Regions from separate parts of the Homo sapiens genome. Here regions 1 and 2 are each linked to region 3. A link is an interaction called in ENCODE POLR2A ChIA-PET data of the cell type or tissue named here. Cell type or tissue: GM12878. All regions are shown on one strand. Links, peaks and the distances in the headings refer to the core of each region. The heading gives the core; the rest is flanking DNA. Region 1 holds the start of RHOV (ras homolog family member V). Region 2 has its middle 18 kb from the start of CCDC32. Region 3 overlaps BUB1B (BUB1 mitotic checkpoint serine/threonine kinase B).

Region 1 (11,277 bases), core at 1,861-6,860, 710 kb after region 3:
AGGGCCAGGAGCGATGGCCTACACCTGTAATCCCAGCACTTTGGGAGGCCGAGACGGGTGGATCATCTGAGGTCAGGAGTTCGAGACCAGTCTGCCCAACATGGTGAATCCCCATCTCTACTAAAAATACAAAAATTAGCTGGACATGGTGCCGCATGCCTGTAGTCCCAGGTACTCAAGAGGCTGAGGCAGGAGAATCACGTGAACCAGGGAGGCAGAGGTTGCGGTGAGCTGAGATCGCGCCATTGCACACCAGCCTGGGTGACAGAGCAAGACTGTCTCAAAAAAAAAAAAAAAAGATGCTTAGAAGAAAAGATTGGAAGGAATTACACCCAAATATTATTATTGATTGTCTTTGGGAGTTAAGACTTTAGAATACCTTTTTTTTTTCTTTGAGGCAGTCTTGCTCTGTAGCCAGGCTGGAGTGCAGTGGCGTGACCTCGGCTCACTGCAACCTCCGCCTCCTGGGTTCAAGCGATTCTCCTGCCTCAGCCTCCCAAGTAGCTGGGATAACAGGCACACGCCACCATGCCCAGCTAATTTTTGTATTTTCAGTAAAGACGAGGTTTCACCATGTTGGCCAGGCTGGTCTCGATCTCCTGACCTCGTGATCTGCCTGCCTCGGCCTCCCAAAGTGCTGGGATTACAGGCATAAGCCACTGCACCCGGCCTAGAATACTTTTTAAGATTTTTTAATCTTCTAAATCTTTGGATTTTCTAATTTTTATAAGTATTTATTATGGAAAAAAAGACATTATTTTTAAAAAATCTAGCCAGGTGAGGTGGCTCACACCTGTAATCCCAGCAATTTGGGAGGCCAAAGCAGAAGGATCACCTGAGCTCAGGAATTAGAGACTAATCTGAACAACATAACTACACCCCATCCCTACAAAAAAAAAATTGTTGAATTAGGTGTGTACCTAATGGTAGTGCACATCTATAGTTCTAGCTACTTGGGAGACTGAGACAGAAGCATTGCTTGAGCCTAGGAGTTCAAGGCTGCAGTGAGCCATGATCACACCACTGCACTCTAGCCTGGATGACAGTGCAAGACCCTGCCTCAAAAAAATGGAAAACGGCTGGGTGCCATTGCTCACACCTGTAATCCCAGCACTTTGGGAAGGTGAAGTGGGTGGATCACTTGAGGTCAGGAGTTCGAGATCAGCCTGGCCAACGTGGTGAAACTCTGTCTCTACTAAAAATACAAAAATGAGCTGGGCCTGGTGGTGCACGCCTGTAATCCCAGCTACTTGGGAGGCTGAGGTAGGAGACTCACTTGAACCTGGGAGGCGGAGGTTGCAGTGAGCCGAGATCATGCCACTGTACTCCAGCCTGGGCGACAGAGTGAGACTCTGTCTCAAAAAAAAAAAAAAAAAATTAGCTGGATGTGGTGGTGGATGCCTGTAATCCAAGGTACTTGGGAGGCTGAGGCAGGAGAATTGCTTGAACCCAGGAGGCGGAGGCTGCAGTGAGCCAAGATTGTGCCACTGTACTCCAGCCTGGGTGACAGAGTGAGACTCCATCTCCAAAAAAAAAAGAGAGCTGGGTGCAGTGGCTCATGCCTGTAATCCCAGCACTTAGGGAGGCTGAGGTGGGCAGATCACGAGATCGGGAGATCAAGACCATCCTGGCTAACATGGTGAAACCCCGTCTCTACTAAAAATACAAAAAATTAGCCAGGCGTGGTGGTGGGCACCTGTAGTCCCAGCTACTCGGGAGGCTGAGGCAGGAGAATGGCGTGAACCCGGGAGGTGGAGCTTGCAGTGAGCCGAGATGGCGCCACTGCACTCCAGCCTGGGCCACAGAGCGAGACTCCGTCTCAAAAAAAAAAAAAAAAAAAAACAGAAAGAAAGAAAAAATTGAAAAAAATCAACTAAGGGTTACACAGACATTAAAAGCAATTTATATTGATAAGGACATATGTAAGAATGTATATGTAAGAAACATATAATTTTATCCAATTCATATAATAAATATTCCTTTAAATATAATTTAAAAGAGCAGAGAAAAGGGAAAAGAGGCCAAGGAAACAGACAGAGAGATAAAAACAAAAAAACTACCCCAGAAAAGTAGGTACCATATTCTAGAGAAAGAGACAGAACCAAAGAGAACCAGTGGATTCGGAAGCAGAAGCGAATCCCTCTTGTCCTGCACAGGCTTGGGGCCAGAGCCTTAGAGGTCCTTTCCAGCAAGCTGTTGACATTAGGCCTCAGTCTTCAAGCTCCAAATCTGGAGCTAAACTTAATCCTCCCAGCCTCTCCAGGGCTCACTGGCTGGCTTTTTATTCCTAAGCATTTCAGGGTCAGCAGCAAACATTGCCTGAGCCCCAGACCTTGTGGGAGCAAAAGGAACTTAAACGTGGCTCTCTCTCTCTCTTCATTTAGCTGGGAAGATGCAGGCTGAGTCAGTCGCAGAACGCCCAGTGTCCTCAGTGTGCCAAGGGAGCAGTGAAGACACTGATACAGGTAAGCATCTGTTCTGGAGGAGGGAGGTATTGAAAGCTGGTTATCATGAGGAGAAATGGGGCATCTGGGAGGTGACAGGGAGCTCTTTCCAAACTAGGGGATCTGGCACAAGCCAAGACTGGGAGTCAGGAAGTCGGAAATAGCTGGGGATCACCAGAGCGAGCTGGCCTGGTCCAGGGTGCTGTCAGATTTGAGAGGGCCTTGAATGCTGAAATGAGGAGCTGGAAGTTCATCATCAACAGTGAGAGCCAGTAACAGTCTTGAGCCTTGAGTTGGGGGATGCCAGAGTGAACACAGCAGCACGGGACAGATTGGAGTGGGGAGCTGCAGTGGCAGGGACCTTGGGGTGTGGGTGACAGAGGTCCTGACCAGACTTGGAGACCCAGCAAGAGAGGAGGCATGGTGACCGAGGTTTCAATTTGGGTGACATGGATATACTAGTACCACAAGAGAGAATTAGGGAAGAAGTTGGAGGTGGGGGCGGGTACAAGGATAACCCCCTTGTGGGGGATGATCCCCACCCCAAGGCACGTCCAAGGCCCCTCAGAACAAGTTTAAGAACCTCAAACCCAGTCTGAGTCCTGAGTCCTTCATTTTTCAAATGAAGACTGAGGCATAGAGAAGGGAAATTATTTGCCTAAGGTCATGGTTGGTGTCAGAGTCTGAACTTGAACCCAGGTTTCTGCCCCAGAGGGGAGTGTGTCAGGCTGGGTTGAGGTAACAACAGGCCATGCTGCTGGGGTGTGAGACCCTCAGCACCTCCACCTGAAGGGTAAAGGGAACAGAAGGAGCTCCAGTTGGCTGGAGCTCTGGGGACAGGCCCTGGTGGGGCAGGAAGTGGACAGTCTTGGCTAAAACTAAACTTGGGGATTATCTGAAGTTTCACTTGGCTGGGATTTCTGTCCCTCAGCCATGCTCTTTCACACACACAGACACAGACAGAGACAGACAGACAGACAGACATACACACACACACACACACAGACACACACACACAGCTGTAGCTTCCTGCAGAGGGAGATGGGCTCAGAGGTGGGCTGGGCCAGGGCATGAGTGCTCATCTGACCCAGCAGCTGCCTAGCAGGTGTGCCAGGTGTGCCTCAGAAATTCCTCTCCCAGCTGAGCCCAGTGGCTCACACCTGTAATCCCAGAACTTTGGGAGGCTGAGGCAGGCAGATCACAAGGTCAGGAGTTCGAGACCAGCCTGACCAACATGGTGAAACCCCATCTCTACTAAAAATACAAAAATGAGCCAGGCATGGTGGCGCACACCTGTAATCCCAGCTACTCAGGAGGCTGAAGGAGGAGACTCGCTTGAACCCAAGAGGCAGAGGTTGCACTGAGCCAAGATCACGCCACTGCACTCCAGCCTGGGTGAAAGAGCGAGACTCTACCTCAAAAGAAAAAGAAAGAAAGAAATTCCTCTCCCAGAGTAACACATACCCCTGTATCCAACTCTAGAGTTTGCAAAGTGCTCTTACAGTCACTGGGTGATACATATCATTTAAGCTATTACCTTTTCTGTCTGGTCCTCAGTCTCCTTATGGTAAAGTAAGTTTTGTTTTGTTTCATTTTCTCCCTGGGTGTCCTTCAAAGTCCCTTCAAGCTCCAACATGAGGGAATGTTCTCCAGATCCCTGCTCCTCTCCAAGTCCTCTCCCAATGAACTCGCTCTTGCACAGGATACTTGGGGATAAACCTCTATTTAAATTGTTCACAAGCAGCACCCTGACCTTCACTAGCTCCTTAGGTGCCAAGGCTGAAGACTGGGTCCAACCCAAGTCTAAGAACTTTGGCCAGTGATTGAGGTTTAGGCTGTATGGGTTCCCTTTATGTTCAGGCTGTGAATAGAGGTCGGAGGGGGGGATGGTCCCCTAACCTGAGCCCCAGGGCCCTGTGAACTGCCAGAAGGAACAGAGCAGAAAAGTTAGAAGGCTGGGGACTGACCTTGAGCTCCAGTGCTGAGCATGGTGCTCTAGAAAGGAGGGGTGGAGGGGAGGGGCTCCACCCACCAGGTGAGGTCATGGGAAACCAGCTCTGGCGCTGACACCTGGGGAAACCCGTTTCCAGGCCGCTTCCCACGCTAGCTCTCCTGGGAACCAGCTGAGCCCCAAGCGGGGAGCTCCACACCTACCCCCACAGTCCAGTTCCCATTACACTGCCCCCACCCCCAGTCCAGCCCCCACCTTTCAATCTAGCCTCAGTCCTTTGGTCCCCAATCTGTCTCTAGCCAGGCAGTTAGGCCTTGAGGAGGGTTCTGAGGGAGGAGTGGGCTCCAGGAAATGACAGAGACAACGCACGCCTTCACAGACTTAAGGTTTTATTTGCAGACTCTGCACTGCTCTAGCTTCTAGGCTGTGTGACCTTGAGGAAAGGGATGATCCCCAACCCGGTCCTCCTTCAGGTTCTAATTTGCAGCTCCTCCCCCTCCTTTTGCTGGGCCTTGACTCTCACTTCCTGCCCCACTCCTGGCTCAGCCAGTTTGGGCAGTGCCTAGGGAGCCCAGAGACCCAGTTCTTCCCAGGGGCCAGCCCCGCCCTCCCTGGCCTTGGGGATTGAGGGCAGCCCAGGTGTCAGCCTGCTCCTCATCCACCCCACTTCCCTCTCTCCTCCTCCTCGTCATCTTCTTTCCAGGCCTTATCCACCATCAGTCCCAGGCTCCAAGACCTCTTTTCCTGCTCGCTCTCTCAATCTCTCGCCCACTCCATCCCAAACTTCTCTCCAAATCGGGGTTGAGCCCCTTCCAGCCCTCCATAATGCCAAGCGTTCCCCAAGCTCTTTCTCACCCCTGTGCCAAGGAAGGGTCCTAATTCAGCCAGGCTGACCTGAGGGCCCAGGACAAGAAACTGGGTTCCCAAACTGCTCGGAGGTGACTGACCCTGTTAGGACCATCCCATGAAAATCAAAGTGCCAGGTTTTTTTCTGTGAGCTTTGACTGGAGAAATCCAAATCAGAGCCTTCCCTCCTAGGCTCACCCAGGCATATCAGAGTGGGCAGTTAGAGGCCCATGTCCCCCGAGTGTTCAGAAGGGAACTGAGTCCTATGAGGTGGCCAGGCCCTGCCAGTAGCTGCCGCAAAGGCCCGGGTGCCCCAGGTCTCAGAAGTCTTTGGCCTCCTGCCTACTACTTGCTATGCAGCCATAGCTGCTCAAACGAAGCAGAAGAACTTCTTCCAGCGGCAGCGGGAGAGGGTGCGCACACCTTTGGCATTCAGTTTCTTCTCCAGCCGGGCTTTGTGCTCAATGGCACTGAGAATAGCCGAGTCAAATACTTCCTTCAAGTTCTTCTGCGTCAAGGCTGAGCACTCAAGGTAGCAGCAGGCTCGGATCTTCTCGGCCAGACCCTGAGCCTGGGGTTGGGGCACGGGGCCCTCCCGGCCCCCCTGGTCCAGCTGAATTAGTACGTTGACATCGTCCCTCAGGTCGGCCTGGGTGCCCACCAGCAGCACAGGCGCCTGGGGGTTGTGCGTGCGGATCTCGGGCAGCCATTTCTCTGTGATGTTTTGAAAGGAGCTGGGCTGCACCACGCTGAAGCACGCCAGGAAGACATCGGTATCCGGGTAGCAAAGGGAACGAAGTCGGTCAAAATCCTCCTGGGGTGGGAAGGCCAGGTGGTAAGGATTAGCCCCCCGACACATGGAATCCATTTCTCACCCGGGGCTGGAAACCTGAGACTCCAAGAGCCCAAGGCTTTCTCCATTTGCTCCATATGGGGTCCTCCCAGCCTCCAGCCCATCTCCCCGCAGACCAGTAGAGGCCGCGCCCAGCTTCTCACCTGTCCCGCTGTGTCCCAGAGCTCAATGCGCACCGGAGCTCCATCCACCAGGACTTGCACTGCAGGGGCGGGGCGGGGAGAGCCTGAGTTAGGAAGAGCGTCCTGGGCCGCACCAGCGCCACCTCGGGGCCTGCTCCAGTCTCCTCCCCGGGGTCCTCTGCGCCCTCCCGCCGAGACGCCCGCCCCAGCTCCCCGGTGCACAGCCCCGCCGCAGCCACGCGGCCGCACGGGCGATTGAACGTACGTACCAGAGAAGGTGTCCAGCGCAGTGGGCCGGTAGCGCGCGGGGTACCCATTGCAGGTGTAGCTGACGATGAGGCTGCTCTTGCCCACGGCGCCGTCGCCCACCAGCACGCACTTGATGCCCAGCTCTGGGGGCGCGCTACGCCGCCGCGGGGGAGGGGTCGGGGCCCGGAGCGGGGGCGGCTCGGCCTCGCTCAGCTCCCGCGGCGGCATGGCCCGCTCCGGGGGCAGCAGAGGGGCCAGCCCGGGTCTCGGCTTCGCTGCGCTCGGTGAAGCAGGTCCCGCTGGCTGCCTCTGACTGAATGGGTCCAGGCTGGGCGAGTCGGCCCAGCGCTACCAGCGGGTTTGTGTAGGGCCCCGCCCATCTCATCTACATGTTTCAGGCGGCCCCGGACCCCACCCATCGGCGAAGATCTCCCGCGGCCAGGCACCCTGCGAGGCCAGGCGAGGAGGAGGAAAACCCCGGGAGGAGGAAAGGCAGGCAGAAAGCTGGAGCTCCAAGAGTCACGCAGGTACAAGGACAAAGAATCGTCAAATGAGAATACCAAGAAGAGATAGACATCCATGATTTATTGTTAGGAGGAAGAAGCAAGTTGCAGAACATATAATACAGTATGTTCAGGTTAAACAAGTGTGCAAATTAAACCTTGTTCAACTTACAAGAAACAACTCTATGCATATGTTTGCATGAGTATTAAAAAGTTGGGATAATTTTATTAATGAAAGAATTACTTTTTTAAATATTGAGGCTGAGAGCAGTGGCTCATGCCTGTAATTCCAGCGTTCTGGGAGGCTAAGCCAGGAGGATCACTTGACCCCAGGAGTTCAAGGTTACAGTGAGCTATAATAGTGCCATTGCACTTCAGCATGTGTGACAGATCCTAAAAACAAACAAACAAACAAAAAACCTGTTGACCCCTGAACAAAGCGGGAATTATGGGCGAGAAACCCTGTGCAGTCAGCCGAAAATCCCTATATAACTTTTGACTACCCCAAAATTTAACTATTAATAGCCTGCTGTTGCTGGGCTCCGTGGCTCACGCCTGTAATCCCAGCACTTTGGGAGGCCGAGGTGGGTGGATCACCTGAGGTCAGGAGTTCGAGACCAGCCTGGCCAACATGGTGAAACCCCGTCTCTATTAAAAATACAAAAAATTAGCCAGGTGTGGTGGCGGGTGCCAGTAATCCTAGCTACTCAGGAGGCTGAGGCAGGAGAATCACTTGGACCTGGCAGGTGGAGGTTGCAGTGAGCCAAGATTGGGCCACTCCACTCCAGCCTGGGTGACAGAGCAAGACTCTCTCTTAAAAAACAAAAACAAAAAACCCCCCAAAAAAAGTAGCCAAGCATGGTGGTGTGCATCTGTAATCCCAGCTACTCGGAGGCTGAGGTGGGAGGATGGCTTGAACCTGGGAGGTGGAGGTTGCAGTGAGCTGAGATCATGCCATTGCACTCCAGCCTGGGCAACAGAGCCAGACTTTGTCTCAAAAATAAATAAATAAATAAATAAAAAATAGGCTGGGCGCAGTGGCTCACACCTGTAATCCCAGCATTTTGGGAGGCTGAGGCGGGCAGATCACATCACGAGGTCGGGAGATCCAGACCATCCTGGCTAACACGGTGAAACCCCGTCTCTACTAAAAATACAGAAAATTAGCCGGGCATGGTGGTGGGCGCCTGTAGTCCCAGCTACTCGGGAGGCTGAGGCAGGAGAATGGCGTGAACCCAGGAGGCGGAGCTTGAGTGGGCCGAGATTGCGCCACTGTACTCCAATCTGGGAGACGCAGCAAGACGCCATCTCAAAAAAAAAATAAAAATAAAAAAATAAAAAAGGCCGGGCGAGGTGGCTCACACCTGTAATCCCAGCTAATTTTTGTATTTTTAGTGGAGACGAGGTTTCACCATGTTGGCCAGGCTGGTCTTGAACTCTTGACCTCAGGTGATCCATCTGCCTCGGCCTCCCAAAGTGCTAGGATTACAGGTATGAGCCACCACGCCCAGGAGGCTTATCATATTTTCAAACTTTTTTCTTCTGACCTGTATCAGAAAGTTAGAATCATCGTAAAGGTCTGCACCCTTGTGGTCTCCAGTTGGGTAGGCTGAGGAGAAGGAGGAAAAGGAGTTGGTCTTGCTGCGTCAGGGGTGGCAGAGGTGGAGAAGGTGGAAGGGGAGGCAGGAAAGGCAGGCACACTTGGTATAACTTTTATCTATTTTTAGAGATGTGGTCTTGATCTGTTGCACAGTCTGGAGTGCAATGACGCGAGCATAGCTCACTGCAGCGTCCAAACTCCTGGCCTCAAGCAATCCCGCCCCAGCCTTCCAAGTAGCTGGGATTACAGGCATGCACCCCCAGGCCAGGCTACATTTTTTTAATTTTTTTTTTTTGTAGAGACAGTCTTGCTTTTTTGCCCAGGCTGGTCTTCAACTCCTGGCTTCAAGTGATCCTCAGGCCTCAGCCTCCCAAAGTGCTGGGATTAAAGGCATGACCCACCACACACGGCCCTCAGTGTAACTTTTATTGAAAAAATTCTGCCTAAAATGGACCTGTACAGTTCACACCCATGTTGTTCAAGGCTCAGCTGTATACAGATCATGAGAGAGGCAGAGAAACACAAGTGTGAATACAGCAGGCAGGAATGTACTGTACTCCTTTTCAGAGGAGAGCTTTCTCTAGACTCAGCCTGAAGGCAAGCTGTGAACACTTTCACTCCCCTCAGCTAAAGGAACTCAGGGTGCTGAGAAGCTAGCTGGGGAGGATCTTCAAGGACAATTTCCATTTGAATATTTTATAAATCTCCAAATACCTAATATTATCTCATCATCATCAAAAGCACATAATAATTACCTATCTGCAGATGCTGTTCTGGGCCACCCACTGCCCTTGCCCTAGAAGGAGTTTGCAGACTGAGACAATATCTCCCAGGTAGCCCTGGGAAGGTCACCTGGAGAGCAAGTGAAGAGTAGCCTGATGCTAATTTTGTCTCTTTATTGCAACCACACCAAGTGACACCAGGCCCAGAATCCTTTCTCTGATCTCTGACCCTTTCATCTCAGCCTATGCAAAGATCACAGAAAACACCGTCACCTTCAGGGAGTCAGCCATTCACGAGTTTTGGGAAAGGAGAATGTTGGGAGGGGGAGGGGCAGTGAATATTAAAAGAGATAATTCTATTTCTCCAAGAGCTGGTAGTATAAAAGCCATAAATCCGTCCAGGTGCGGTGGCTCACACCTGTAATCCCAGCACTTTGGGAGGCTGAGGTGGGTGGATCACTTGAGGTCAGGAGTTCGAGACCAGCCTGGCCAACATGGTGAAACCCCGTCTCTACTAAAAATACAAAAATTAGCCGGGCGTGGTGGTGGCGCCTGTAATCCCAGCTACTTGGGAGGCTGAGGCACAAGAATTGCTTGAACCTGGGAGGCAGAGGTTGCAAATGAGCCGAGATCGCGCCACTGCACTCCAGCCTGGGTGATAGAGCGAGACTCAGTCTAAAAAAAAAAAGCCATAAATCCAAACCAAATCTTTACATCTCTTAGAAAAAGTGACAGGTTCCCTGATTTTTCTTTTCTTTTTCTTTTTTTTTTTTTTGCCAGGGTCTCGCTCTGTGGCCCAGATCAACAGATTCAACCTCAGCTCACTGCAACCTTCACCTCCCAGGTTCAAGCGATTCTCCTGCCTCAGCCTCCCAAGTAGCTGGGACTACAGGTGCATGACACCATGCCTGGCTAATTTTTATATTTTTGGTAGAGACAGGGTTTCACCATTTTGGCCTGGCTGGTCTTGAACTCCTGAGCTTAAGCAATCCACCTTCCTTGGCCTCCCAAAGTGCTGAGATTTCTTGTTTTCTCTTTTTGAGCCCAAAGGAGAGGACTACAGCTAGAAAGATGACTTAATCATTAAAATCTCGACTATGGGGATGGGGAAATCGTAGGAGCCCCTGTAACCACTTCTACATGCCAATGTCTTCATCCTACATGCCATACCTCTGAATGTCTGGGGATGCTAATAATCCCTAATTGTAGCCCCAAGTCTCAAAAACTTCTCAGACACATCCACATAAGTTTATTCATCTAGCAAGTGAAAGAGGCCTTACCTGTTGTCCTGCCTTTGTATTCCTCTAGAAAGCCCAAAAGCTGTTGTATTTGCTCTCCTGGAAAAGGAGTGGCATTTTTTTTTTTTTTTTTTTTTTGAGACGGAGTCTCGCTCTGTCACCCAGGCCGGACTGCGGACTGCAGTGACGCAATCTCGGCTCACTGCAAGCTCCGCTTCCCGGGTTCACGCCATTCTCCTGCCTCAGCCTCCCGAGTAGCTGGGACTACAGGCGCCCGCCACCGCGCCCGGCTAATTTTTTTTTTGTATTTTTAGTAGAGACGGGGATTCACCTTGTTAGCCAGGATGGTCTCGATCTCCTGACCTCATGATCCACCCGCCTCGGCCTCCCAAAGTGCTGGGATTACAGGCGTGAGCCACCGCGCCCGGCCAGGAGTGGCATTTTAAAAGACCTGGACATCAGGAGACCTGTCCCAGTGTTCCCAGTTCTTCAGCTCACTAGCTGTGTGATGCCTACCAAATCACTTCATCTGTCTCAGTCCTATAAAATGACAGGTGAAGCATGTTTATCTCTGAAAGCCTTTCTGGTGCTAGCAATCTGTGATTCAGGGATCCCAGGGAAGCTGCCCCAGCCCAGGTGTCTGGGACAGAATTACTACACACGCGCGCACACACACACACACACACACACACACACACACACACACACACGCTCTTCTTTGCAGTGCTCTTGTTTTTTTACCTGGATTT
Region 2 (11,020 bases), core at 5,944-10,943, 380 kb after region 3:
TCGAACTCCTGACCTCAGGTGATCCACCCGCCTCAGCCTCCCACAGTGTTGGGATTACAGGCCACCGCGCTTAGCCTAAGCCATAATCTTTATGTCTCCTCAGAGTGATCCCAGGGCGACAGCCCTAACTACCCACAGTGGACCTACTCAACACAGGGAGCTGTCTCATTCTCCTCCCTCCCTCACTCCTGCTCACCCCCTAAAATCAGCCACCTACATACAGGTCCTTGTCTCAAGGTACACGTTCAGAGAACATAAAACAGCACAAGAGCGACCTTTTTGTGATCTTCCAACCCAAGAGTCTGTCCCTCAGGGTTGAGCTAAGATAAGAACTGTTGGAGGGCTCTGCCTCTGACCACTGACTGGTAGGTGATCAGGTGTTTGTCATTATTATCTAGGGAGGAGAAAGAAGAACTCACCAGCTCTCCCTCCCAAATGCTGGGGAGACCAGGGCTGACTTAACAGCAGCAAGCCCCCATAGGTCTCCAGTAGCCAACCACAGATTTTCATAATTGGAAAGGACCTTAGGGGTGACCTGATCCAACTTTCTACACAATGCAGGAATCCCCTTTACAACCTTTCTGACATCTGCTGACACACCTCCAGTGACAGGGAATTACTATCTTCTACAAGGCCACCCTATTGTTGAACAGCTATTAGAAAGTTCTTAACACTGAATGGTAATTGGTCTTCCTGAAACTCCCTGCCATTGGTCCTAGTTTGTCCTTTGTACTTCAGTGTGTCTCAGCTTTCTACCCAATACTCCTTCAAATATTTTAAAGCCAACCGGGTCTCTCTTAAATCTCTTTTCTATGGAAAACAATCTTATTGTCTTGTCCTGTCTTCAAATAACTCGATCTGAGCCTGCTCACCCTGGACCCCTCCTCTAGGGAGCATTGCAGTTTGTCGATGTTCCTCTGTAGGAAAAGACCCTGTTGCAAGAATGGCACCACCTTGAAGCAAAACTGCCATAATGACTGATGTTTGACTCCTGCATACCAAGGCATTCCTGTGGCAAGGTCAAGAAACAATGCCTGGGCCGGGCGCAGTGGCTCATGCCTGTAATCCCAGCACTTTGGGAGGCTGAGGCGGGAGGATCACGAGGTCAGGAGATTGAGACCATCCTGGCTAATACGGTGAAACCCCGTCTCTACTAAAAAATACAAAAAATTAGCCGGGCATGGTGGCAGGCACCTGTAGTCCCAGCTACTCAGGAGGTTGAGGCAGGAGAATGGTGTGAACCCGGGAGCAGAGGTTGCCACTGCACTCCAGCCTGGGGGACAGAGCGAGACTTTGTCTCAAAAGAAAAAAAAAAAAAAGATGCCTGGCCAGGTGGGGTGGCTCATGCCTATAATCCCAACACTTTGGAAGGCCAAGGTAGGAGGATTGTTTGAGCCCAGGAGTATGAGACCAGCCTGGGCAACATACTGAGACTTTTCTTAAAAAAAAAAAAAAATTAGCCAGGGGTATAGTCACAGCAAACTCAGGAGGCTGAGGAGGGAGGACAGCTTGAGCCCGGGAGGTTGAGGCTGCAATAAGCTGTGATAATGCCACTACACTCTAGCCTGGGTGACAGAGCCAGACTCTGTCTAAAAAAAAAAACAAAATGGAAAAGAAAGAGAAAAAAGAAAAGAAAGAATGCCTGTAGCATAAATAACCCCTCATAAAGATGCTTATCTAACCTCCCCAGTGGTCATGAAACTTGCAATAAAGTCTGAGGTGTGACCAGCTGCACATGTTTTCCCCTAAAAACTTGTTATACAAAGGATACTTTCTGGAGGGCGGGCATGGAAACCACCATCTCGTGACCAACCAAGGTATGGCTTCTGTGCATAAGTTTCTATTAAGCATTTATCTCTGAGAAACTAGATTCGTCAGCCTCTCTCTCTGTTTTGTTTTTGTTGTTGTTGTTGTTGTTTTTTTGAGACAGAGTCCCACTCTGTCGCCCAGGCTGGAATGCAGTGGCATGATCTTGGCTCACTGCAACCTCTGCCTCCCAGGTTCAAGAGATTCTTCTGCCTCAGCCTCCTAAGTAGCTGGGAGTACAGGCGCACGCCACCGTGCCCAGCTAATTTTTGTATTTTTAGTAGAAATGGAGTTTCCCCATATTGGCCAGGCTGGTCTCAAACTCCTAACCTCGTGATCCACCCACCTCAGCCTCCCAAAGTGCTGGGATTACAGGTATGAGCCACTGCACCCGGGCTTGTCAGCCTGTTTCTTTGGCCCCTCAGCTCTCTTGGCCTTTAGGGGTAGGTTTGCATAGACCTGCTCACTGCAGAACATCCTCTTGCAATGTGGTGCCCAGACGATGCTTTCAGAGAGGCATGACCACTGCAGAATATATTTTTACACTACTATGTCCCAGGTACACAGGTACATTTCCACTATTGATTCCTAGAATTATAACTTTTTTTTAGCAGCACATAACACTGCTGACTCCATTGAACTGTTAAGACACTGAACACCTGTTTGGGGTTTTCCATACCACTTTCCCCTTTCTTCAGCCAACAGCAATCCTCTTTCACTTCCCATTCTCATATGGTTCTGGTGGGACTGTTTACCACAGTATCCTGTACCCCTAACCATAGATCTTGCCCTTGTCATAGTCAGTGCTCCAATGATGAGCATGTGACCCAGGCCAAGCCAATCTGAGTCCCTCCCCTGGAATGTATTTATTTATTTGAGACAGGATCTTGCTCTGTCGCCCAGGATAGGGTGCGGTAGGGCAATCATAGCTCACTGCAGCCTCAACCTCCTGGGCTCAAGCAATCCTCCCACCTCAGCATCCCGAGTAGCTGGACTACAGGCATGCAGTACCACGCCAGGCTAATTTTTAAATTTTTTTTTTGTAGAGACGGGGTCTCTTTCTGTTGCCCAGGCTGGTCTCAAACTCCTGGGCTCAAGTGATCCTCCCACCTTGGCCTCCCAAAGTGCTGGGATTGTTAAGCCTAAACCACTGTGCGGAGCCCCCTGGCATCTATTATATGGGGTTGGAAAGTGTTATCTTTCCTCTGGACTTCCTAAACTGGAATCATGTCAGCCCAGAGCTCCCTGTGCTATACCAACACACAGAGAGAGTCAACAGTGGGAGGAAGAGAGGCTAAAGATACTGCTGGAGTCCTGAGGTCCAGCTAACTGAAGCCAGCTCTATATGTCTTAGACTAGAATTGAGTCCGGCTTGGATTTTTTTTTTTCAACAGCCTTGGAAAACTTTCCAGAGTCTGGCTTCTTGGCTTCTGTCACTAGAACAAACTAATAAATACTCTGTTCTTCTCTGTCCTCTAGTTGTGTAGTTAATTTCTGATCCCAAATGAAAGATTTCACATTTATCTGTATCATGTTTCATACTTTGTCCCATCACTCTAGTCTATAGAAAAATTTTAGAATTGTTATTCTTTTATTCAATTACCTACTCCTCTCACTTTTGATAAGGTTACCTTCTATTCACTCAACCAAATCATTGATAAAGATGTTGAGCTGAACAGAGGAAAAAGAAACCAACAACATGTCAGTTTATCAATCCAAGAGTTTACCTTTGGGATGATTGTTCTAACAACTGTGGGTCTCCTCTACCATACTCTTACCCAATGTACACTCCGCATCCTGTCTGCCTTGATCAGGCACCATGCTGAAGACCACACTGCACCTTGGCATTCTGCTAAGCCAATATTTGATGGTCTCATCCCCAAAGGATGTAAGATTAAAGAGCCAAAACTGGTCCTGGAAATATCTGTTCTTTAAAATGCTCATAAACTCTCAGTAACCTATCTGCTTTCTTCTGCACACATACACACACACACACACACAATCCCTCTCACCTTTGCCTCCTCCCTTTCTACTTATCTGCTAAAGAAGTAATTTTTAAAAGTGGATTACGTCAAAATGAAGGGAGGAGAGAGTCAGTTTGTTTGGGAAAAGAAAACCTTTAGAGCAATGTGTGACACAACACTTGGGACAGAGGAGGTGGAGAGAATGGGGGGAGATGAACATCTCTCTGCCACACATTGACTAATAGGAATAGTACATTGAGGGCTTAGGAAAGGCTGGGGCTGGAGGCTAGGGAATCGAGGAGCAAAGGCCCACTACTGTTCCACTTTGGCCTGTAGGAGGTGGTGTGGGGTACCAGCAGAGAGCACAGGCACTGGAGAGCTAGGCTTGGCTCTCCATCCTGGCACCACCACCTGCTAACCACCCACTACTACCTGCTGAGAGCCTGCAGCTCCCAAGACAGACACTCAGGTGCCACACTTCCCTCCACTCAGTGACCAAGCCTCAGTGGTTCTCCTTGCAAATGCTCCCATATCCACTTCTCTCTAGCCTTGCCGCCACACCTCATTCATGTAACTATCATCTCTTCAAAGATTTATTCTGCCTCATTCTCTCTCTCTTCACCTTCTGAGGCTGGAATCACATGTATATTAGACTGTTATTGTCCCACAGCTCTTATAGGTTTTGCTTTGTTTTGCTTTTCCCCCATCCCAGTTTCTCTTTGTGTTTTAGTTCAGAGAATTTTTATTGACCAGTTCAAGTTCACTGGTTCTTCACCTATGCCTACCTACTGAAAAGCCTGTGGAAGCAATTCATCTCTAATATCATGTTTATTTCTAGCATTTCCATTTGACTTTATTTTTTCTTTTTCTTTCCTTTTTTTTTTTTTTCTGAGATAGGGTCTCACCCTGTCACCCAGGCTGGAGGGCAGTGGCATGATCTTGGCTCACTGCAACCTCCGCCTTCTGGGTTCAAGTGATTCTCTTGCCTCAGCCTCCCAAGTAGCTGGGACCACAGGCACGAGCCACCATGCCTGGCTAATTTCTGTATTTTTTGGTGAGATGAGGTCTCATGTTGCCCAGGCTGGTCTCAAACTCCTGTGCTCATGTGCTCCTCCTGCCTTGGCCTCCCAAAGTGCTGGTATTACAGGCATGAGCCACCACGTCCAGCCCCATTTCACTTTCTCTTAGTTTCCATGTCTCTGCCAAAATTCCCTATCTGTTCATGCAAGTTGCCCACCCTTCCCCACCAGACCCCATAGTAATTATAATTATTTTAAGTCCCTCTGTGATAGTTCCAACATCTGTGTCATTTGTGAGTCTGGTTCTGTTGATTCATCTTCTGATAATGGATTGGGTTGTTTTCTTCTTGTCTTTTTGTGTGTTTTGCAATTTTTTTTTTTTTGAGACAGTCTTGCTCTGTTGCCCAGGCTGGAGTGTAGTGGGGCCATCTCAGCTCACTGCAACCTCACCCTCCCAGGTTCAAGTGATTCTCCTGCCTCAGCCTGTGGAGTAGCTGGGACTACAGGCACACACCACCAACACCTGGCTAATTTTTGTATTTTTAGTAGAGATGGGGTTTCGCCATGTTGACCAGGCTGGTCTGAAACTCCTGACCTCAGGTGATACACCTGTCTCGGCCTCCCAAAGTGCTAGGATTACAAGTGTGAGCCATAGCGCCTGACCTATGTTTTGCAGTTTTTTAACTGAATGCCCATGGTGTATAAAACAGCAGAGACTGAGGTAAATAGTATCTGTATCTGGGAGTGGGGCTGCCTCTTCTGTCAGCCTGTTGGTCTGGGGGGTTGAGTCAGTCTTGTTAGGAATTGGACAGGGTTTGGGTTTGGTTGTGCTCTCATTACCTTCAGTGCACCCCAGGTTTCAAATTCCTCTAGTGGTGGGCTGCTTAGAGTGGGGACTGGGGTGTCAGGGCTTCCTCAGTGCTGCTGTCCCACACTCAGCTTTTCAGCTGGCAGAAGACTTCTGTTGCTTGTGATCTGGTGCCAGGCTCAGGCAGGGCAGGGCAGGGTTGATTCTGTTACCCTGGCCCGGCTTCAGTCTTAAATAGGTCCTAGGCACCCGAGCTTCAGCAGTGGGACTTTCTCAGTGTTTCTGTCCCTCTTCCCTATGGAAGCCAAACTCTGCCTTATATGTGGTTCATCTGGGATTAGCCAAAGTTCTTGCCCTCCCCACAACAGAGTGGACCTTCGCTTGAATCTTCAGCCCAGGACAGTTTCCTGCTTCTGCCCCTGGGTAGGGGGTTTCTGCTTCTAGTCCCAGGAGCAATGGGTCTTTGCCTGTTCAAGAAGGGCAAGAAGGTTTTGACACCTCACCAGAAGCAGATAAGTTTTGCTTTTATTCCTCCCACTGAAGCAAAAGTTTGTTACCCCTCCCGCCATGGCTTAAGGCTTTTGCTTAAAGGAGAGGATTGTGGAAGTTGAGGCTTTTTGCCTTCCACCAGCAGCCGCCTTGATCAACCTCTGCATGCATGCATCACCAAGGAAGAACAGTCCCTCCCTTTCCTGACCTGTTCCCACTTTTCTCCATGAACCCCAGGGGAGGCCTGTACAAAAAAGGTTGCCTTTGCACGCACTCTCGTGTCTAGAATCCTATTCAGCTATTCTAAACTGATATGCTAGGCCACATGTGGACTTTACAAATTTGTTAACATTTTTATTGTCTTTTTCTTACCCACTTGTAAGACAGCCACATCTTTGCCAAAGTTGAAACAGTTGATGGGTCACTATCTCTCCTTCTATTTCCTCTCACTCCTATTCATTTCTATGAACTCAGCTCCCCTAACACTATCTCTCCTTTATTTGGTTGCCTTGTGGCCTTGGCTTTCTGATGGGCTCAAGAAAAGTTATGATTTTGTACCTGCTTTTTCACATTGTTAGGACGGAAGGGACATTTTCTTGCAGTATTCTACATCCTAAGTGGAAAAAGTCCTCAAGTACTATCATCTCTTTCTTAGACAACTGCAACCACCTCACAGCTGGTCTCCTGTGTCCAATTTTGCCCCTCTCCCTACTGTAGCCAGCATAAGTATTAAATTCTGCAACCATCGCAGACTAGAGGGGGCTGCAAAATAAAATACTTAAAAATTAGCTACTTAAAACCTGAAGCTTAGCTTATGGTGCATTGGTTATCTATTGCTGAGTAACAAATCAACCCAAAACTTAGTGGTTTAAACCATGACATTTATTGAATCTGTAGGGCTTTGCAGGGACAGCTTGTCTCTGTACCACTTGGTGTCACCTGGGACAGCTTAAAAACTGGGGGATGAAATCATTTGAATTACTTACTTATATGTCTGATGCCTGGGGTGGGAAGACTCAAACAGCTGGGACTCCCTGGGCTTCTCTACCTCTCTGTGGCCGACTTCTTACATGCCGGCTCAGAACTACCAAGGAGCATGCTGAGAGAGAGAGAGAGAGACCCCAGGTGGAGTGCTTTCATGACCTTGCCTCAGAAGTCCCATTATTTATGCTGTACTCTATTAGCAAGGCAGTTACATAGGTCTGCCCAGGTTCAAAGGGAGGGAATATTGACTGAAGATCTCAGGGGAGGAGTGTCCACATCACACTGGAACATGAATGAGTGGGATGGGATACACTGATTTGGCCATCTTTGGAAAATACAATCTGCCATACATGATTCTACTTGTTCTGTAATAGTGAAAAAATAACAAGAAAAATTGAAGTAGAAAATAAAAACAAAGAAAAACCATTTCACATAGACATGTATCGCTGCCAAGTGTGAATAACTTGTCCACCCTCAATCACTTTAATTATGGCAAACCCATGGCAGCCATAACCTTCTAGATGTAAATCTCATCTTGTCACTGCCCCTCTTAAAATCAGCCATTAGCTCCCTGTTCTCCCACAATAAACTCCAAACTCCTTAACATGGTTTATAAAATCCTTCACACCTGGCCTTGTTTAGTAATTTCCACCCTCACCTCTCGTCTGTCCCTCCTTTGTTCTTTGTGCTCCAGCTACACTGAACTACCTTCCATCCTCCAAGTTCCCTTTTGCTTTTAGGGCTTTGCACATGCTGTTTTCCTCTTCCAGGACTCCTCTTGGTCCCCATGCTCTTACTCTTCTATTTCCTCTCACTCCTATTCATTTCTATGGACTCAGCTCCCCTAACACGGCCTCTCTCCTACCCCACTCCAACTGGTCTAGGGCTCTCATATCTCCTTCCCATGTGCTCTCAAAGCACCTTGTGCTTACAACTTCCACAGAATTAATGAGGTAGGCTCTACTCCCCCCTCCATCATTCTATGTGGGAAGATGCCGTTCTGCTTTATTTAACACCATGCACCATGCCTGGAACATGGCAGGGGCTCAACAAATATTGGTTAGATGAATGAATCTCTGCCTTAAATAACCTATTTCTGGGCTCAAGTAAACAGCCCTCGCACAAACCTAACATCCCAATGGCAGTATCCTATCTTGAGTCTTATAACTGACGTAGGGCCAAAGCTGGTTGGGATAATTTAGAATTTTCAAGAAAACCTTGCCTGCTTCATGTGGCTGGGGCTGTTCTCAGCCTTGGAGGACTCCTTCCAAAACAGGGCCAGGGAGAGGCTCCAGGGCTTCCGTCTTCCAGCAATGGTCCTGGTGGGCAGGTCTGCTTGGAAGGGTGCACCTCGGCCACAGCTGGCGGGACGTTTGTTTACTTGCTGTGCCTGCAGCCAGGGCCTATTTCTGGATCAGGTATTGGATGCATGCCTGTGTCACTCCAGCCCTGATCTTGCCAGGCGCTGAGTGATGAGCACGTGTGTGTGCCGGGAGAGAACAGCAGCAGTCCCTTAGGTTATCTGCCTGGCTGCAGCCCAGCCTTCTCTGGGTGTACCAAGTCATTACGGCTTGGCCCGTGTTGGTGATTACCCTCCCCTGGCTCTAAAGCTTTAGCACTAAATATTGCTCCATTTGCTCTAACTTGCTGTCTATTTCACTAAGGAGGAAGAAGGAAGAAAGTCAGGGGTGATAAGTAAGATTCTACCAACTTACAAATCTTACTAGGTTGAGGAAGCCCTAACTGGAGTTCCTTGGAGTTTTCAGGGTCAAAGGAAAGAGATCAGCATTTTAGGCCAATACTATTTTTTCCTATGGTTAGTCCCATTACTGAAAAGGAACTGGAACATGAAGAGGTCACTTGACTTATTTGTGACCATTCAGTAAGCCACAAGACAGATAAAAGACAGCACCCAAGACTCTCAGTTTCAAATTTAGTGCCACTTCACTAGCCTAAGATAAATCTGTATTAACAAGTTAGCTTTGGGAGCTAGTGTCAAATTTGGTTTTGGTAAATGGAGTTTCACCTTTTTTTAGAGCCATTGTTTACGCTGTCACCTCTAAATCAATTAAGAAACTATAGCTACAACTCACTGGGTTCCCTTCCGTGGAGTCGTGCAGAGCTCCTCTCACACCGCACCCAGGTTTACACATGGGCTAGAAACCATTCAACTTACAAACTCTGTTTCAGTTCCTCTAAAGCGATTCTCCACCCTCTCATATTCCAATTTCTGTTTCTGAGGTAGAAAATGGGAAGTAGGGAAAAGGCAAAGCTAGAATCTTGCCTGAATGACAGAAACACTATTTTCGGGTACAGAAACATTCTCTTACCATCCCATGATCTGCACTTTGGGAGAGTGTTTTGGGACCTCATTGCTTTTTTTTTCTTAAACTGTTGTTTCTGAGGAAGAATAATTGTTGTTTGTTTATCATGCAGGGAGAATAAAAATTTTAGTTTTTCTTTCTTTAAAAAATCCATCCTGGCAGGGCACGGTGGCTGACGCCTGTAATCCCACCACTTTGGGAGGCCGAGGCGGGCGGATCATGAGGTCAGGAGATCCAGACCATCCTGGCTAACACGGTGAAACCCCGTCTCTACTAAAAATACAAAAAATTAGCCGGGCGTGGTGGTGGGCGCCTGTAGTCCCAGCTACTCGGGAGGCTGAGGCAGGAGAATGGTGTGAACCCGGGAGGCAGAGCTTGCAGTGAGCCAAGATGGCGCCACTGCACTCCAGCCTGGGCAAGAGAGTGAGACTCCATCTCAAAACAAAAAAATCCATCCTGAAAGCCATCAGATGGCCCTGGAGAGGAGTGAGGCCTGGCATCTGAACTCCAGGTGGAGATGGCAGCCTGCAAGCCTGGATGACCGTCAATATTCTGGCTTCCTCAATGTACCCAGGGGCCACAGAGAGCCACTCTCTGTGTCACACGTATCCTGCCAATAAAATGCAGTAGGAATAAAGCGACTAAATCTACTAATAAAGGTGTTAACCCAGTCCAGACAACATGGCGAAATCCCATCTCTACAAAAAATATAAAAAATAAGCTGGGCATGGTGGTATGCACCTGTAGTCCCAGATACTCGGGAGCCTGAGGCAGGATCACCTGAGCCCAGGAGGTCAAGACTGCAGTGAGCTGAGACCGTGCCACTGCCCTCCAGCCCTCCTGGTGATAGAGTGAGACCCTGTCTCAAAAAAAAAAAAAAAAAAAAAAAAAAAAGGTTAACCATTAGTCAATGAAAAGAGAGGAAAGGGCCAGGCATGGTGACTTGCACCTGTAATCCCAGCACTTTGAGAGGCCAAGGTGGAAGGATAGCTTGAGCCCAGAGGTTCGAGACTAACCTGGGCAAAATAATGCGACCCTGTCTCTACAAAAATTTTTTTTAAAAATTAGCCAGGCATAGTGGCACATGCCTATAGTCCCAGCTACTCAGGGGAAGCTGAGGCAGAAGGATGGATTGAGCCTGGGAGGTTGAGGCTGTAGTGAGCCATGATTGTCACTACACTCCAGCTTGGGTGATAGAGTGAGGAGACCTTGTCTCAAAAAAACAAAAAAAAAATAAAGAAGGAAAAAAGAGGAGCGGCCAGGCGCGGTGGCTCATGCGTGTAATCCCAGCACTTTGGGAGGCTGAGGCGGGCAGATCACCTGAGGTCAGGAGTTCGAGACCAGCCTCAACATGGAGAAACCCCAAATCTACTAAAAAAAATACAAAATTAGCCGGGCGTGGTGGTGCATGCCTGTAATCCCAGCTACTCAGGAGGCTGAAGCAGGAGAATTGCTTGAACCCGGGAGGCAGAGGTTGCGGGGAGCCAAGATCGCGCCATTGCACTCGAGCCTGGGCAACAAGGGCAAAACTCCATCTCAAAAAAAAAAAAAAAAAAAAAGAGGAAAGTATATTTGAATATTACAATAAAAATATTTGTATCACTAAGCAAGTATATGGAACCACCT
Region 3 (5,000 bases), core at 1-5,000:
AATGTTTTTTTTTTGAGACAGGGTCTTGCTCTGTTGCCCAGGCTGCAGTGCAGTGGTGTGATCATGGCTCACTGCAGCTTCGACCCCTGAACCCAAGCAATGCTCCCACCTCAGTCTTCTAAGTAGCCACGACCATGGGCGTGTACCACCACGCCTGGCTAATTTTTCACTTTTTGTAGAGATGGGGGTCTTCCTATGTTGCCCAGGGTGGTGTTGAACTCCTGGGCTCAAGCACTTCTCCTGACTCAGCCTCCCAAAGTGGTAGGATTACAGGCATGAGCTACCACATCCGGCACTAATTTTAAATTAAACTAGATGATGCATTCAATGGTAGGCATAGAATTACTTGTTGCCTTTTTGTCTACTTTGCCAAATTTATAACACTTTTGTTCCCTTCTTTTCTTTCTGCCTTAAGCCCTATTCATTTTTCTTTTTTTTTTTTTTTTTAAAGAAAGAGGCAGGGTCTTGCTATGTTGCCCAGGCTGGTATCAAACTCCTGGCTCAAGAAATCCTCCCACTTCGGCCTCACAAAGTGGTGGGATTACAGGTGTGAGCCACCGCACATAGCCATGCCCTATTCTTATAGTACTGTCTACGATATCCTTGCCAAGTTGTCTTCTATCAGGCAATACTGTAGCCATAAACTTGAAAAACAGCTAACAAAGAAGCTTAGGCATATAATAATAATAATAATTATGTGTCAGTCCACTATATTCAACCCAAGACCATGAATAATCACCTTTCGGAAGACATTTACAATAATCTAGTGCTATAATAGTCAATGTTGGTATGAGATTTACATTTGTTTCCTTCTTCACAGTGAAGCCATGTCCCTGGAGGGAGATGAATGGGAACTGAGTAAAGAAAATGTACAACCTTTAAGGCAAGGGCGGATCATGTCCACGCTTCAGGGAGCACTGGCACAAGAATCTGCCTGTAACAATACTCTTCAGCAGCAGAAACGGTGTGTAGAATGGCTGAGTCTCAACCTGTCGTCATTCATCCTAAATGTTGTAGATAACGTGGGTGTGGATCCATGAGAGATGGCATAATGAGTACTTTTCAAAAATTGGTAGTATGAGAATCTGTTCTCTACCTGCTTTCGTATCACATGACAGCTATCTGAAGATGTCCTCAGGTATAATTAAGAACAAGGGCTATAGGATTTCATTTCACTGTGGTGCAGCGAAACTCTTTTTATCAATAGAAATACATTTTATACAGGGGGCAGTGATAAGCATAGTAAAGCAAGTATTATATTGCAATGCTTCCCAAAAGTATTATGTTAGGAACTTATTTTTGAGAGTATGACAAAAAAAGAAGTGGTCTCCAAAGACATGTAAACCTCAGAACAATTGAATTTATACCAGAAAGTTCTCAATAATTTTAACAAACTCTGGATAAATAAAAGCTGAAAAATACTCTTATGTTATTCAAATGGACCTGTGGATCTCCTTTAACTAATACATGTTTTGATAAATATGCTTTTTAAAAAAAAAGGTAAATCAGAGTATCAGTTTCTACCTTCAATCTCTGACAAAAAGAAATACTGCCATTACTGGCAAAATATCATAATTTGGGATTATAATGCAATGACTATTCTTATTCATCTCTTTGGATTTTTTTTTTTTTTTTAATATGACAGGGTCTCCCTCTATCACCCAGGTTGGAGTACAGTGGCCTGATTTCAGCTCACTGCAACCTCTGCCTCCCGGTTTTAAGTGATTCTCCCACCTCAGCCTCCCAAATAGCTGGGATTACAGGCGTGCGCCGCCACGCCTGGGTAATTTTTGTATTTTTAGTAGAGATGGGTCCTTGCCATGTTGGCTGTGCTGGTCTTGAACTCCTGAGCTCAAGTGATCCGCCCACCTTGGCATCCCAAAGTGCTGGGATTACAGGCGTAAGCTACCGCACTCAGCCTCATTCATCATATTTTTTCATGTTACATGCATCAGTAGATTGCTCTTTTTATTGCTGAATAGGATTTCATTTATTTATTCACCAATTGATGAATATTTAGATTCTTCCAGTTTTGTGCTTTATAAATAATGTTGCTATGGACATTCTTGAACAAGGCTTTTTGTAGACATAATTTTCTCTCTCTCTCTTTTTTTTTTTTCTTTTAGAGACGGAGTCTCGCTCTTTCGGCCAGGCTGGAGTGCAGTGGCACGATCTTGGCTCACTGGAAGCTCTGCCTCCTGGGTTCACGCCAATCTCCTGCCTCAGCCTCCTGAGTAGCTGGGACTACAGGTGCCTGCCACCACGCCCAGCTAATTTTTTCTATTTTTTAGTAGAGACGGGGTTTCACCGTGTTAGCCAGGATGGTCTCGATCTCCTGACCTTGTGATCCACCCGCCTCAGCCTCCCAAAGTGCTGGGATTACAGGCGTGAGCCACCGCGCCCAGCAGTAGACATAATTTTCATTTCCCTTGGAGTGGAATTGTTGGACCATAGAATAGATGTATGTTTAACTGTTGAAGAAACTGGTTTACCAAGGAGGTTGTGACATTTTACATTTCTACCAGCAACTCATGAGAGTTCATTTGTACCAAATCCACTCCAGTATTTGGTGTTGTCGATCTTTTTCGTTTTAGCCATTCTAGTTTTGTGGAGTTGTGTCTCATTACTTTGCATTTCCCTGGTGACTAATAATGGTGAACGTTTTTTCACATGCTTTTTGGCCTTTTGTATATCTTCTTTTGTGGTGTATCTGTTTAGATATTTTGCCCAGTTTTCAAATTGTGTTGTAGGGGTTCTTTATTTACTTTTCCCAGGAGTATAGATTCAAGTTTCCCTGATTCAAGTTTCAGGAGCATAGATTCAAGATTCCCTGAATCTATGCTCCTCAGTAGGGGTTCTTTATAAAGTCTCTATACTAGTCTTTTATCAAATATATGTGTTGCAAATTTTTTTTCCCTCACCCATGGCTGTTTATTTTCTGGGTGTTTTTTTTTTTTTAAACTGCTTAGTTTTAAATTTTGATGAAGTTCAATTAATTAGTATTTTTCTTTTATGGTTAGCATTTTTTGTGTCCTCTTCAGGAGACTTTTGCCTACCCCAAAGTGACAAAGTTACTCTCTTATGTTTTCTTTTACTAGCTTCATTTTAGCTTTTTTTTTTTTTTTTTTTTTTTTTGAGACGGAGTGTTGCTCTTGTTGCCCAGGCTGGAGCGCAATCTCAGCTCACTGCAACCTCCGCCTCCCGGGTTCAAGTGATTCTCCTGCCTCAGCCTCCTGAGTAGCTGGGATTACAGGCACGCACCACCACGCCTGGCTAATTTTTTGTATTTTTAGTAGAGATGGGGTTTCCCCATGGCCAGGCTGGTCTTGAACTTCTGACCTCAGGTGATCCGCCCGCCTCGGCCTCCCAGAGTGCTGGGATTACGGGCATGAGCCACTGCGTCCAGCCAAGCATTATTTTAGCTTTTATGTTTAGGTGTATGATTTTTCTTAAATTTTTCCTTGTATATGGTGTGGGGTTGGAGTAAACAAGTTTTTTTCCTCTCATATGGGTTATCTTTCTAGTTGTTCTGCCTCATTTGTTAGATTTTTTTTTTTCCTTTCCTCACTGAATTGCGTTGGGGCCCTTTTCAAAAATCATTTGACCACATATGTGTGGGTTATTTCTGGACTCTATATTCTGTTCCATTGATCAAATTGTCTGTCCTTTCACCAATAAAATACACTGTTTTGATTAGTTTTACATAGCAAGTCCAGCAGAGTGAGTTCTACAGCTTTTGTTCTTTTCAAAATTGCTTTAGTTATTCTTGGTCCTTTGCCTTTGCAAACAAAGTTTGAAATCATCTTGTCAATTTCTAGAAAAGAGCCTACTGAAAAAGAAAAAAAAAAAAAAAGGCTGGGCACGGTGGCTCAAGCCTGTAATCCCAGCACTTTAGGAGGCCGAGGCAGGCGGATCACCTGAGGTGAGGAGTTTAAGACCAGCCTGACCAACATGGAGAAACCCTGTCTCAACTAAAAATACAAAATTAGCCGGGCGTGGTGGCGCATGCCTGTAATCCCAGCTACTCGGGAGGCTGAGGTAGGAGAATCACTTGAACCTAGGAGGTGGAGGTTGCAGTGAGCCGAGATTGTGCCATTGCACTCTAGCCTGGGTAGCAACAGCGAAATTCCGTCTCAAAAAAAAAAGAAAAGGAAAAAGAGAAAAGAAAAGAGCCTACTGGGATTTTGATTACATTGGTTTGAATCTATAGATCAATTGGTAGGATTGCTGATTTTTATCAGTAGTGCCTTAGATTTTATTGTTTTACCATTTCTGCAGATAATCTCATTATTTCACACTTTAATTGCCATATTAGCCTCATAACTGTGGTCCCTTCTTCTAATGCCTGGCTATCCTTATAAAGTTGCTTGATTAATCTTTCTGAAATCTTATATTTAAGATGCCCTCCAATTAAAGAACCAATAGTGGCTGGAGTAGATGGAATCCAAAGTCTTTAAATTTACATTTAAAGCATGTGCTTCTTACTTCTCCAGGGGTCTCCATTTGCTCTCGGTACTGACTTTATGTTATAGCTTAGGGTTCACTCACCTTCCTTTGGATGAGCTCTTCCACCTTCGTAATTTTATTCAATATTAGTTTCCCTCTGTCTTGAAAAAACTGTTTTTCTTTCAAATTCCATGGTTCTTTCAGAGTCTCACCTTCTGAGGCTGCTTCTGTGATACCTCCTTTTGACTTAAAGCCTTTACTATCCATTCTTGGCAACTGTAATTTAGTATCCTGCTTTGTATTACTAGTTCATTTTTCATTTGTGTACTTTGTTTTTCTTATTAGAGTATAAATTCCCATGTGTCAGGGACTAATTATTTTTAGATCAAACATAACTGCTTATCCAATTTTTATTAATCATTATCCAAATTCTGGCTTATTACCTAATTCTTCCCCTCTATTCTAACTGGTCAGTCTTAATTTGGTCTTAGCCCTCTGCCTTTCCCAGCTTTTTATAGTCATATTTTACCCTTTTTTTGAGGTATTCTCCAAAT

Evidence for each region. ChIA-PET counts read pairs that join two places held together with the same protein. Peaks named below come from ENCODE experiments on the same cell type or tissue, not always from the same donor. Only the 100,000 strongest peaks of a DNase experiment are listed, where the experiment ranks them.
Region 1: POLR2A ChIA-PET joins it to region 3 with 6 read pairs; 1 of 35 experiments calls an interaction of 5 or more read pairs at or near these places.
Region 2: POLR2A ChIA-PET joins it to region 3 with 6 read pairs; 1 of 35 experiments calls an interaction of 5 or more read pairs at or near these places.

Annotation. Positions count from the first base shown.
Region 1 is chr15:40,867,447-40,878,723 of GRCh38, forward strand. RHOV (ras homolog family member V) reads right to left here and starts at 6,788. Exons shown (of 3, transcript NM_133639.4): 1 at 6,486-6,788; 2 at 6,238-6,296; 3 at 4,768-6,055. The coding sequence starts at 6,693. The coding sequence ends at 5,612. It overlaps LOC124903475 (a long non-coding RNA gene), which reads left to right and starts at 6,296. Exons shown (of 2, transcript XR_007064600.1): 1 at 6,296-6,477; 2 at 6,864-7,142. RefSeq lists an enhancer at 4,395-4,684 and a silencer at 6,323-6,842. In GM12878, for the core only: a CTCF peak has its summit at 6,351 (motif pointing left); a DNase peak (open chromatin) is centred at 4,578; H3K4me3 peaks cover 2,849 bases; H3K27ac peaks cover 3,693 bases.
Region 2 is chr15:40,541,550-40,552,569 of GRCh38, forward strand. It overlaps a transcript of CCDC32 not described here. Among named protein-coding and RNA genes, the nearest start is that of CCDC32, 18 kb to the right of the region's middle. RefSeq lists a silencer at 2,138-2,237 and an enhancer at 2,388-2,487. In GM12878, for the core only: no CTCF peak of the experiment used is centred there; a DNase peak (open chromatin) is centred at 9,042; H3K4me3 peaks cover 879 bases; H3K27ac peaks cover 2,488 bases.
Region 3 is chr15:40,164,233-40,169,232 of GRCh38, forward strand. BUB1B (BUB1 mitotic checkpoint serine/threonine kinase B) reads left to right here. Exons shown (of 23, transcript NM_001211.6): 2 at 821-964. Among named protein-coding and RNA genes, the nearest start is that of BUB1B, 5.7 kb to the left of the region's middle. In GM12878, for the core only: no CTCF peak of the experiment used is centred there; no DNase peak of the experiment used is centred there; H3K4me3 peaks cover 513 bases; H3K27ac peaks cover 3,059 bases.